Linked DNA regions of Mus musculus: region 1 is linked to region 2. Evidence: chromatin loops called from intact Hi-C (ENCODE). Cell type or tissue: gastrocnemius. All regions are shown on one strand. Region 1 holds the start of Vsir (V-set immunoregulatory receptor). Region 2 overlaps Cdh23 (cadherin 23 (otocadherin)).

Region 1 (5,000 bases), 59 kb after region 2:
TTCCTGCTTAGACCTACGATCCCGTATCCTGAACTTACAGAGGTGACTCCTTTAGCTTTTCTGTGGTTCCTCTTCCCTAGATCCACAGCAGCCTTGCAGCCTCCCAGCTCCGCCCTCCTTCATGTTTCTGGCCCCTGGGCATCCCAAGACAGCCAGCTCTACCCTCAGGCTGCTGGGTGGGGCTTAAGGATTTCCTAAGCGCTGACCACTACCGGAGCAGAGGCTTTCAGCACGGAGTTTACTCAATAGGGCCTTGCAGGCTTGTTTACCATGAAGGGGAAGACAGCTGCCCCTCTCTGGAACACCAGTGCTCCCATGTGAATGGGCCTCCTGGGTCAGACTAAGGACAGGCAGGGTAGTAACTTCCTCAAATCTTAGGGACACTTGTGGGGAAGAGGTTCTGTACCCCTTGGGGTCTGGGGCACCTGGTTCCAAAGGTAACCCCTGCCCCGCCCCCCATCAGTCCCTGTCAGGCCAGGAAAGGAGTGTCTTCCATGTACTCCAAGTGCCTCCTAAGCTCTGACTGTTTGAAGTCCCCCCAGATACCCCCTCCCCGTCTCACCCTGCCCCAAACACAATTCTTTTCAAGGTAACCCAGCCCCAATGCTGATGGGGGGGGGGGGGGATTCAGCCCCCAGGCCTCCTGACCAGGTCTGCTACAGGAAAGAGAAGGAAGACTTAAAGTATATGAGTTATGACTTAAAGTATAGCCAATGTTGAGGTCAGAGCAGCTCCAGGCTAAAAGTTTCCTCTTGTTTCTTTCCTGAAAGCCTCCTAGATCCCTGATTACCTCCCTGGGAGCTGAAGGGAGGCGGCCTTCAGCTCACCAATCAGCTGGAGTCAGCAAATGCAGTAGGCTGCGAAATCTCTTGGGGGGTGAGGGAGCCCAGCTCCCCCCAGAACCTCTCTGCTGCTGCTGGAAGTTCTGCAAGCTGCTGACCCTCTGCCCTGAAGCTCTAGGACTTAGTTTCCCAAATTGAGGCTGCTGACCAGAAAGCTTCCCATTCTAGTTAGGGTAGGGAAGAGGCAAGGAAAGGGGCCTAGTGGAGTCACCCGGGAGGAGGATAGTAGCCTGAGGTAGATGCCATACTGGCCTTCCTGCCTGCCACTGTCCTCCGTTCTTAGAAGCTATGCCCCTGATGAGCCTTGGGGTTGGGAGTGAAACATCCCCCGCCTGTATCGCCACCCCATCCCTGCCACAGGCTCTCTCCTGTGGTGAGGAAAGGCAGGCCAGGGCTTCAGTCTTCTGTCTATAGGGTGTGGGTGCCTTCTTTCTTATCAGAAGTCCAGGCCAGCCTCCCAGTATTGATAAAGAGTTAGTTCCCTGTCTCTCCTCCCTTTCAACCCCTTAACCCCTCTTCCTTCTTTTCTGATGCAGCTATTGGCTCCCTCTGCGGAGCTGAGCATTCCATCTCTGTCCTGACAATGGTGACTCCCTCTGGACCCTTCCTCTCCCCTGCCTTGCAGAAGCCACCCGTGCCCTGGGTTCTGAGCAGGGAAGTATCAGGCAGGCCATCTCAGGGGACCCACCTGTCTACTGTTTGGGCAACTATCAGGGTATCCTCCCCTTTTTCTTTGAGATCTTCACCGAATAAACAAAGATTGGGCTCTAGGGAGCCCCTGTGTCCCGGAACAATGTACAGATTGTGAGTCTGGACTTTGGAAGTGACATCTCCCTGTGTGGGGCTTCTGTGTCCCTGCCGAGGAGTTATCCAAGCTGGTTGCTGGGCTCAGGGGAGTGTCCCTCGTGTCTTTCTTACTCATCCAAATCAACTCCTCAGCTGTAATAAGGTTAAATGACAGAAGCCCACTGATCACTCAAACGGGTCCTTAGACTTTCAGTACAGAGCAGGTGACAAGCATGCTCAGATTCGGGAGTGTCCATCAAGACTCACACACAAGTGTCAAGGGGGATAGAATACCAGGGTCACAGCACCACACCCCCTAAGTCCTCTTAGACTCTGTTGCCAGAAGTCAGGGAGATGCCCCAGGTGTCAAAATGCACTCAGCAACCGCCATAGGACGGGGTGATTCTCCTCCGGCCCATCTCCTGCCTTGCAGAAGTTCTTCATGGCCCCTGCTCTGGACTCTCGGGTCAGGGAAGTGTCTGGCAGGCAGTCCCCAAGGGACACCCGTGCCTGCTGTTTTGGCAGCTGTTAGCAATTAAAGATGTGCCTGATGAAGGATGGAGACACCACTGCACCCTGCTGGGCTGTCCCAGCGGAGCAGCGGTAAGGTGAAGGTTACCGCAGGCTGAGGGGATTCAGGGCACTCCCATCCTGCCCCCTACACTACCGGGCTGTACTCCCTAGAGCTCTCGCTAGCACCCCACCGCCTGTTGATCTTACCTCTGGATGCAGCCAGGAAAATAGCAAGGAGCAGGGTTCCCCAGCGCGGGCTGCTGGCCTCTGGGACCGCGGGGACACCCATGTCGCCGTCGAGCCGGGCAAGAGCAGAAAGAGACTGCTGGAGTGCGCTTGGAGCAAGCGGGACTCCAGGAGCCCAGGGAGCCGGCTGTACACGCCGCTCGCTCGCTAGAGTGAATGCTGAGCCCAAGGCGAGGCAGGCGGCCGAGCAAGCTCCCCGCCCAGCAGCGCCCCCGAGGGGCGGCGGGCGGTACGGCGTCTCCAGAGCCCAGGGATGGGGGTGGGGAAGGGCTGGAGTTGCTGATAGAAGTGGCAAGTGTCCAACCAGCCACTTCCCCCTGTAAGTCCCGGTGCTTTTTAGAGATCGTGAGGGCCGTGCATACTAAAGTGTGGACCCTAGTCTAACCCAGCTTGCCTTGCGGTTCTCCTAGTCTGGAGGCAGGACTTTGGCTCCCTGTTCTCCAGCAGCCCAGGGTAGATGGGTGGGCGGGTAGGTGGATAAGTAAGGGAAATCTACGATGACTTTAGCAAGTGGGAGGGAGTTTGGCTCATTCTGCGCTTGTGTGCCCTGCAGCTGATACACCTGGTACAGTTATGTCCACCGGCTAACACACCTGAAACACGCGCAGGGCATGCACAAGCCCAGAACTTCCCAACCTCAGGACACGCTCCTGCATCTGTTGGTGTGCCCCATGGAACCTTCTCAGCCTCTTTCCCCCAGGGCTTTATCTATGGCTGGGCTGTTATTCATAGGCTCCCTTGATTCTGTCTTGCTGGTAGTTTGTTTTCAACATACTTGTGTGGAGTTTTGTTTCTGTGGGGTTTGTATTGTTTTGTTTGGGCGGAGTTTTGTTTGTGGTTTTTGAGGGGTTAGCTTTCTGAGACAGGATGCTGCCTTGTAGCTCAGGCTGCCCTCAAGACTCTTCTACCTCGCCTAATGCATGCTGGGATTGCAGGGATGCACCACCATGGCCCCTCTACAAACTCACTCCCATGCTGTCCTCCGGGCCCTCATAGGTATCTACACTCATCCTTGTACTTGCGATCACTTAGAGCTTGCTCCACTCTGTTCTTTCCTGGCCTGACCTTGGAGCCCCCTCCCCAACCCCTCCTGTCAGTGCTTCCTTCAGCCACAAGACCAGATCTGAGCTAGGAACCAGTAAATTCCTTACCTGAGTTCCCCTGCCCTACTGAGTTTTGAGGACCATGGCCTCCCACCGGTGTGTGTGTGTGTGTGTGTGTGTGTGTGTGTTTTGTATATATATATATATATATATATATATATATATATATATATATATATATACACATGAGAACACCAATGAGAACACCAGAAGATATATGTGTGTGTATACACACATTGTGTGTGTACTCATGTGTGTACACGTGTACATGTGTGTATGCATGAGAACCCTAGATTTTATAGATATAGATATAGTGTGTGTATGCTCATGTGTTTACGTGTGTACATTTATCTATGCATGAGAACATATATATATATGTTTACATATATACATATGTGTGTATACTGTGTGTGTGCTCATGTGTGTACATGTGTGTGTGTGTGTGTGTGTGTGTGTGTGTGTGTTTATGTGTGTTCCATCATCTCAGACTAGCCTTGACCTTCCTGTGTAACGGGAATAGTCTTGAACCTCTAATTCTTCTACCTCTGCCTACTGAGTGCTGGGATTATAGTGGATACCACCATACCCAGCTTCCCCAGTGTTGAGTCAGACATGGGGACTCAGACATTCTAGGCAAGTACTCTGCCAGCTGAGGGGTACCCCCTCCCCAGTGATTCTCTTCTTCACTCTGTTTCAGTGCTGGGCATTGATCCAGGGCCTCAGGGATGCGAGGCAAGTGCACTGCCACTAAACTGCATCACCAGCCTCCTTTGTCTCCTTTGTTTCTTTCTTTGTTTCCTTTCTCTTAACTTCTCAATAAGCTCCCCGGGAGTGCCTTGAGTTGATCACAGCCTTTCTATCACTGGCCTCTCAAGTATCTGAGATCGTAGGCCTGTCCCACCACACACAGCCTCCCAGCTCCCATGTGATCCAGTCCCTTATACAGGATGGACGTGAAAAGGCTGTCATCTGCACTGTCACCTGGGGGACAGACTTGAAAGTAAGCCCTGTCTAGATAGAATGGTAGAGGTTACCAATGGGGGCGGGGGTGACTATGTCTAAGGACAAGGATGTTGAACTCCTAGTGGTTCCTAGCTAAAGGTCAGAGGACAGTCCAAGTACAATGTCAGGGATCCAACTAGGGGCAGGGGGTGGGGGCTGGTAGCTATACATTGTAGATGATATGGGTGGCCTCTCACAGGCTCTATGGGCACACCCACTCTGGCTACTGGGTAAGAAGGACTACCTCAGGAGGATAGTCTGTCCTGTTATCATTAGGTGACCTTACACGAGTTTGGTACGGCTAAAGCTAGCAAACACCCTGGCATGAGAACCCCAGAAACTATCAAAACATAAGTCAGGCCCCTGAGTGTGAATGTGACCTTGGGACCCCATCTGGTGAGACAGCTTTGGGTCCTTCTTGGTGATAGAACAAAGAATATTCTCTTTTGCCAGAGAACAGCCAAGACAGCAGAGATGAAGTAGAAACTAGGCCCTCTTCCCACCCCAG
Region 2 (5,000 bases):
AACCAGTTGTTCCGAGCACAGTACAATGGCTCCCTCTGCTGGCTAGAGTGCTGTACTGCAGCCTGCTCACACAGGCGGCGTCTCTCCCTCTCTGGTCTCAGACAGTCCCTTCCCTGGCTCCACCCAACAAGGGGACCGCCACTCAAGGACACCAAGCCCACCTGTCTCCTGTCCACATGCTCCTCTATGCCATTCTGAATTCCCGCCTAGAGAGCTGTAGTCCTTTCAGCCCCTCACTATCCCTAAAGATGAGGGTCCTGGGAAATTCACACTTGTACCCCAGTCAGGCCTGAGCCATGTGTAAAATGTCCCTTACCCAGGTCAGCTGTTCAGCCTCCTCTGGGAGAGATGCTAGGGCAACATGGGCAGGACCCACGCTCCAAAGTGAACATACAGGAGGAGCACAGGACAGGATACAGAACTGCAGATCAAGTGGAGGTTAAAGGAACTAGTCCATAATTGGAGTGCCTGGCACACAGTAGGTGCTCATACAAGCTGCACCCTCTACCTGTAAGAGCATCCTCTGAGGGATCCTGTGCAGGTTCCCACTCAGGAGGAGAGTCATGGTGCGTCACTTTGTAGAACTCTGCTGAACAACCCAAGTCTTCCTTCTCTTCTGCCTGCAGCGGGAAACGTGGATGGGAAGTTTAGTGTGGGCTACCGTGATGCCGTGGTGAGAACCGTAGTCGGCCTGGACCGTGAGACCACGGCTGCGTACACACTGGTGCTGGAGGCCATAGGTGAGTGCTAGCTGTCGTGCACACTGCCCACATGGCTGTTCCAGGCAGAGTTTACCCTGGGGAGCCCGGCTTAGAGTCAACCCTCTGCCCCGAGGCTAGTGAAGAAAGGCCCCCACACTCACAGGGCACTGTGGGGTGAGTGACTACCCCTCAGTGGCTATCATGTGCTCCCAACTATAAAGAAGGGTAAAGCCACATGCAGGCCAATAAGTAGACTCATGGCCACTCTGCTGGAAAGAAAAAATGTCTTCATCAGAAGGTGGCCAGGAGGAGACTGGATTCCATGCCCTGGGCAGAGCTACAGACACCCCGAACCCCACCCCCAGCCTCTGGGAAGAACTCTTCCTTGCTCCTCCAGGTCCCGTGGCCTTGGGGTTCCTTGGCTCATGCCCCACCCCTCACCTGACCTTCTCTTTGCTGGTGGTTGGTTTTTGAGACAAGCAATACTCAAATAACTGGTCTCTAATAATCCTCCTGCCTTGGCTTTCCTTGAGGAGCTACAGGCACGCACTGTGATCAGAGTACAGAACCTTCTAAGTCACTGAATCACTGGTTAAATGGCTAGGGGGACTGACCTCCCTTCAAGATCTTCAACTTAATTATGTCTCCATAGGCCCCTTTTATGAAATGAATAGTGTGCCTAGGCTCTGAGGATCTGACCGTTCATCCCACCTTCTTTAGTGCCCTGCTTAGCTCAGCTGTGCATTGGGATGGAGAATCCTGCCTGCTTCCCTAGCTTGTTGTGAAGACTGAATGAGCCAGACAAGGCTCTCCCTGGGATGTGGCATTATGTCAGCCCCAGGATATCGTTAGTGGTGTTGATGGTCCAGAAGGGCAGTGAGCCACCATCCCTTGAGGCAGATGAAGGACTGTGTAACTCTGGCTGATGGCCTGGCATACAGAGCTTCTAATACCTTTTCTTCACCCCTCACCCTCCACAGACAATGGCCCTGTAGGCAAGAGGCGCACGGGTACAGCCACCGTGTTTGTCACAGTTCTGGATGTGAATGACAACCGGCCCATCTTTCTGCAAAGCAGCTATGAGGCCAGTGTCCCCGAAGACATCCCAGAAGGCCACAGCATTGTGCAGGTAGGTGGCAAGCTAGGACCAGGCAGGGCTCTGCTCAGCCCTGAGAGTATTCATACTCGATAGCATCATACTATAAGGGGTGGGGACAGCAGGGATCCAAGGGTGGGCTGGAAGTGGCTTGTACTTGAAGAAAAATGGTCCCTCCTCCCTTCTGAGAAGAATGGGCCACAGTCTGTGTTAGCTGAGGACAGGGCCCTGGCTCACCTTGGCGTCCCCCAGAGCCTTTCAAAGCAGTGGAGAGAGGAAAGTAGCTGTTTCCTGGAAAGGAATCAAGGAGAGAGAGCGCGAGAGCCAGGGCTCAGCAAGGCCAGAACAGAGCTGCTTTCACGGCTTGTTGGCCAGGCTCCCCTCTTGGAAGGAAGCAGGCAAAAGGAAGAGCTCCTTGGCCCAGTATAGGAGCCACAGCTAAAAGGCCCAGAGGGAGGAGGACCCTAAAAATGAAGCACACCACACACACACACACACACACACACACACACACACACACACACGGAGAGGGAAGGGGGCTCTCAGTTGCTGGGAGGGAAGACAGGGAATGAATGGCCCATTTCACCAGCCTCAGTGTTTTGACTCATCCTAAGGGTAAGCCAACTCAGCAAAGATGGGCCTGCCACTACGGCCTGTTTTCTGGCTCAGTGGGAAAAGAAGAGTAGGAAGTGGGAATGTGTCTACCTCCCCGTGTGGGCACTGTCAGTTGTCAGGAGAGGCTCAGAAAGACTCTCAATAGATTCCAGGAAGACCAGAGGCATCCAGCATCTGGCTCCAGGAGGGAGGAAATGGGTCCCTTCCTCTGGCCTCAGCTAAGAAAGAATTAGAGCCCCACCACCACCACCACCATGAGGCAATAGGGCCCCACCCTTGCTTAGTACCTGCAACTCTCAGCTCACTGATAGGCACCCCAGAAACTGCAGCCCACCCAAACTAAGGACAACATAGCAGGTCATAAGGGAGCCTCGTTCCTACATTTTAGTCTGAGATGTTTCAGGGAGCTGAAGAAATGGGGGTGGGGGGGGCAGGGAATTGTTTAAAGATGGTTTGGAGTGGAAGCTGATTTTTTTTCCCCAGCCCTGAAATTCTGGTTTCTACATTTGTAAGACTTGAGTCTGCATCCTGGAGTCCCTGAGTGACATGGGCTCCCCCTACCCACCCCTCTGCTCTCCTCACTTCTCAGATGTTCAGCATCTCAGGACACTTTCTCCTAGGCCCTAGAAGTATCCTGCAAAGATGCACCCCTCCCTTTCTGAGGTCTCCAGGACGCAGGAGCAAGGCACAGTGACCTTACCTCTGTAGCATGCTTGGAGAACCACCTTCCTTTAGGCTGTGGGAGCACTGGGGCACTGGGAGATCAGTGTGGGTGTGCGTCAAGCTGACAGCTGATAACCTTGGTGAGTGGGGTACAGTGAGCGCTGGCACAAGATCTGGCTCCCTGCTGCTCCCGGGCTCATAGGGAAGAAGGCAGATGAGACTGTGCATGCTGCCTGCCTCCCTGATGCAGATTAGACACAAGAGCAATTCTGGGAGAGGGGGCAGTTCTATTGGAAAACAAAGGAGGCTTCGAACTACTGGTACTAATAAAGCATAAACGGTAAGCAGGGAGGACAGTATCATTCAGCTGCCTGAAGTGTCTGGTCAGGACGAGAGGCTCGAAATATAAATTGCAGCTAGTGGCCAGATGCACACTGTAGAGTGGGTACATCCAGTGGACACAGAGGAGACAGTGACAGCTCTGGACAAAGTAACAGCAAAACCAGAGATTAGTCCTTGGGAAGACTTAAGTGGCTTAACTAGGGTAGGCAGCCTTGTGATGGGCTCCTGGATCATTTGACTCTGGGACAGGAGCTAAGCATCTCAGGTTCCCTCTGCGCCATCTTCAAGTCTAAGATGCAGAAAGCCTTGGCTGGCATGAGAGGGTGAGAGAAAGGATCCCTAGCAGCCCACACCACACGAGTGGGCCTGCTTTGACCTGTTACTTGATGAGGTTGTTGCCACACCACAAAGAGCACAGCTAGTGCCATCCAGCCTTGATCCTCCAGCCTTGATCCTGGGAGGTCTGGTCCACGCTATCTTGAGAGGAGGCCACCTCTTTCCCAGGAAGACATGGTACCACTGCCATGCATCCTGGGGTGCTTTAGGGGTCCAGGTGGCATCGCCTCTGGTGCTGGCAGTGGCTAGCCTCCTACCATGGTGATACAGCCTCCACCTAGCCTTGGACAACAGCCTAGTGTTTGTTTGTCTGATTTGTTTTGATCTTATCTGCATTGTGATTTCACGTTTAGCTCGGGCTGCCTTAGATAATCCTCCCACCTCAGCCTGTTGAATGCTGGGATTGCAAGTGTGAGCTTCCACACTTAGCATACAGGAAACATCTTAATCTGTCTTCAGGTCTTCCCAGGCTGTCCTGACAGATGCCACTAAAGGATGCTCATGGTCTGATTCTTACCAGTGCCCTAGCTGGCAATGAATAAGACCCACCAGAAGGGGCAGGAAACAGATCCCTGGAGTCCCTTTCCTTGGGTTAGCCAGATGCAGGGATGCAAGCACCCCACTTAGCGAAGATACCTGGACCTTTTAGCAGCTGGTTTAAGCTGAATCTTCAGAAGATAAACAAGGCTTCTGGGGGACCATAGGGTGCTATTCCTAGGATTAGTAGATACCTAGCTTCCAAAACAGGTGCTCCAGTGCCTCAAGTTACACCTCAGAGCCCCAGAGTAAAGGTCTAGAGGCCTTTGGGTATTCATCTTTTGATTCAATGGTCTGTTAACAAGCAGAATTAGGGGCCTTCAGAGTCTTCTGGGAAAGGACATAGACTAAACACACAGGAAAATACTGGGGTGCTTTAGGGGTCCAGAGTACTGGTACCACTGTCCTATGGCCTGGGATGTCAGGTTCCATCAGAGACAGAATGGTCTCGGGTGAGCCTGTGTGTGGACAGGCACTGTGTCACATCATGGTGGCTTCAGTCCAGTCATAGTCACCTCGGTGGTCATCAGAGTCCGGCAGAGGACACCGCTGGATAGCAGGCCTGCCTCGTCGGAAGCTGTGCAGAGAGCGTCGCAGCGAGCCCAGGCGCTTCCAGAGCCGGAGCCTGGGCTCACTGGGGCTCACTGGGTGATGTGGCATGCATTCCCGGGCCCCTCGGCGGCCAGGGTCCAGGGCAGTTGGCTTACACA

Evidence for each region. A loop is a pair of places that touch in the nucleus more often than their neighbours do. Peaks named below come from ENCODE experiments on the same cell type or tissue, not always from the same donor. Only the 100,000 strongest peaks of a DNase experiment are listed, where the experiment ranks them.
Region 1: it touches region 2 in a loop (4-fold over the local background); 17 of 42 quality-filtered maps call a loop at or near these places.

The regions. Positions count from the first base shown.
Region 1 is chr10:60,344,452-60,349,451 of GRCm38, reverse strand. The region is part of intron 39 of Cdh23 (cadherin 23 (otocadherin)); the gene reads left to right. Vsir (V-set immunoregulatory receptor) reads right to left here and starts at 2,601. Exons shown (of 7, transcript NM_028732.4): 1 at 2,349-2,601. The coding sequence starts at 2,430. In gastrocnemius, a CTCF peak has its summit at 2,616; DNase peaks (open chromatin) are centred at 2,188 and 2,597; H3K4me3 peaks cover 2,972 bases; H3K27ac peaks cover 2,982 bases.
Region 2 is chr10:60,403,115-60,408,114 of GRCm38, reverse strand. It overlaps Cdh23 (cadherin 23 (otocadherin)), which reads left to right. Exons shown (of 71, transcript NM_023370.3): 28 at 627-740; 29 at 1,682-1,830. It overlaps Gm17455 (predicted gene, 17455), which reads right to left. Exons shown (of 2, transcript NM_001164374.1): 2 at 4,556-5,000. The coding sequence ends at 4,771. It also overlaps a transcript of Vsir not described here. Among named protein-coding and RNA genes, the nearest start is that of Gm17455, 5.9 kb to the right of the region's middle. In gastrocnemius, no CTCF peak of the experiment used is centred here; DNase peaks (open chromatin) are centred at 48 and 2,151; H3K27ac peaks cover 1,209 bases.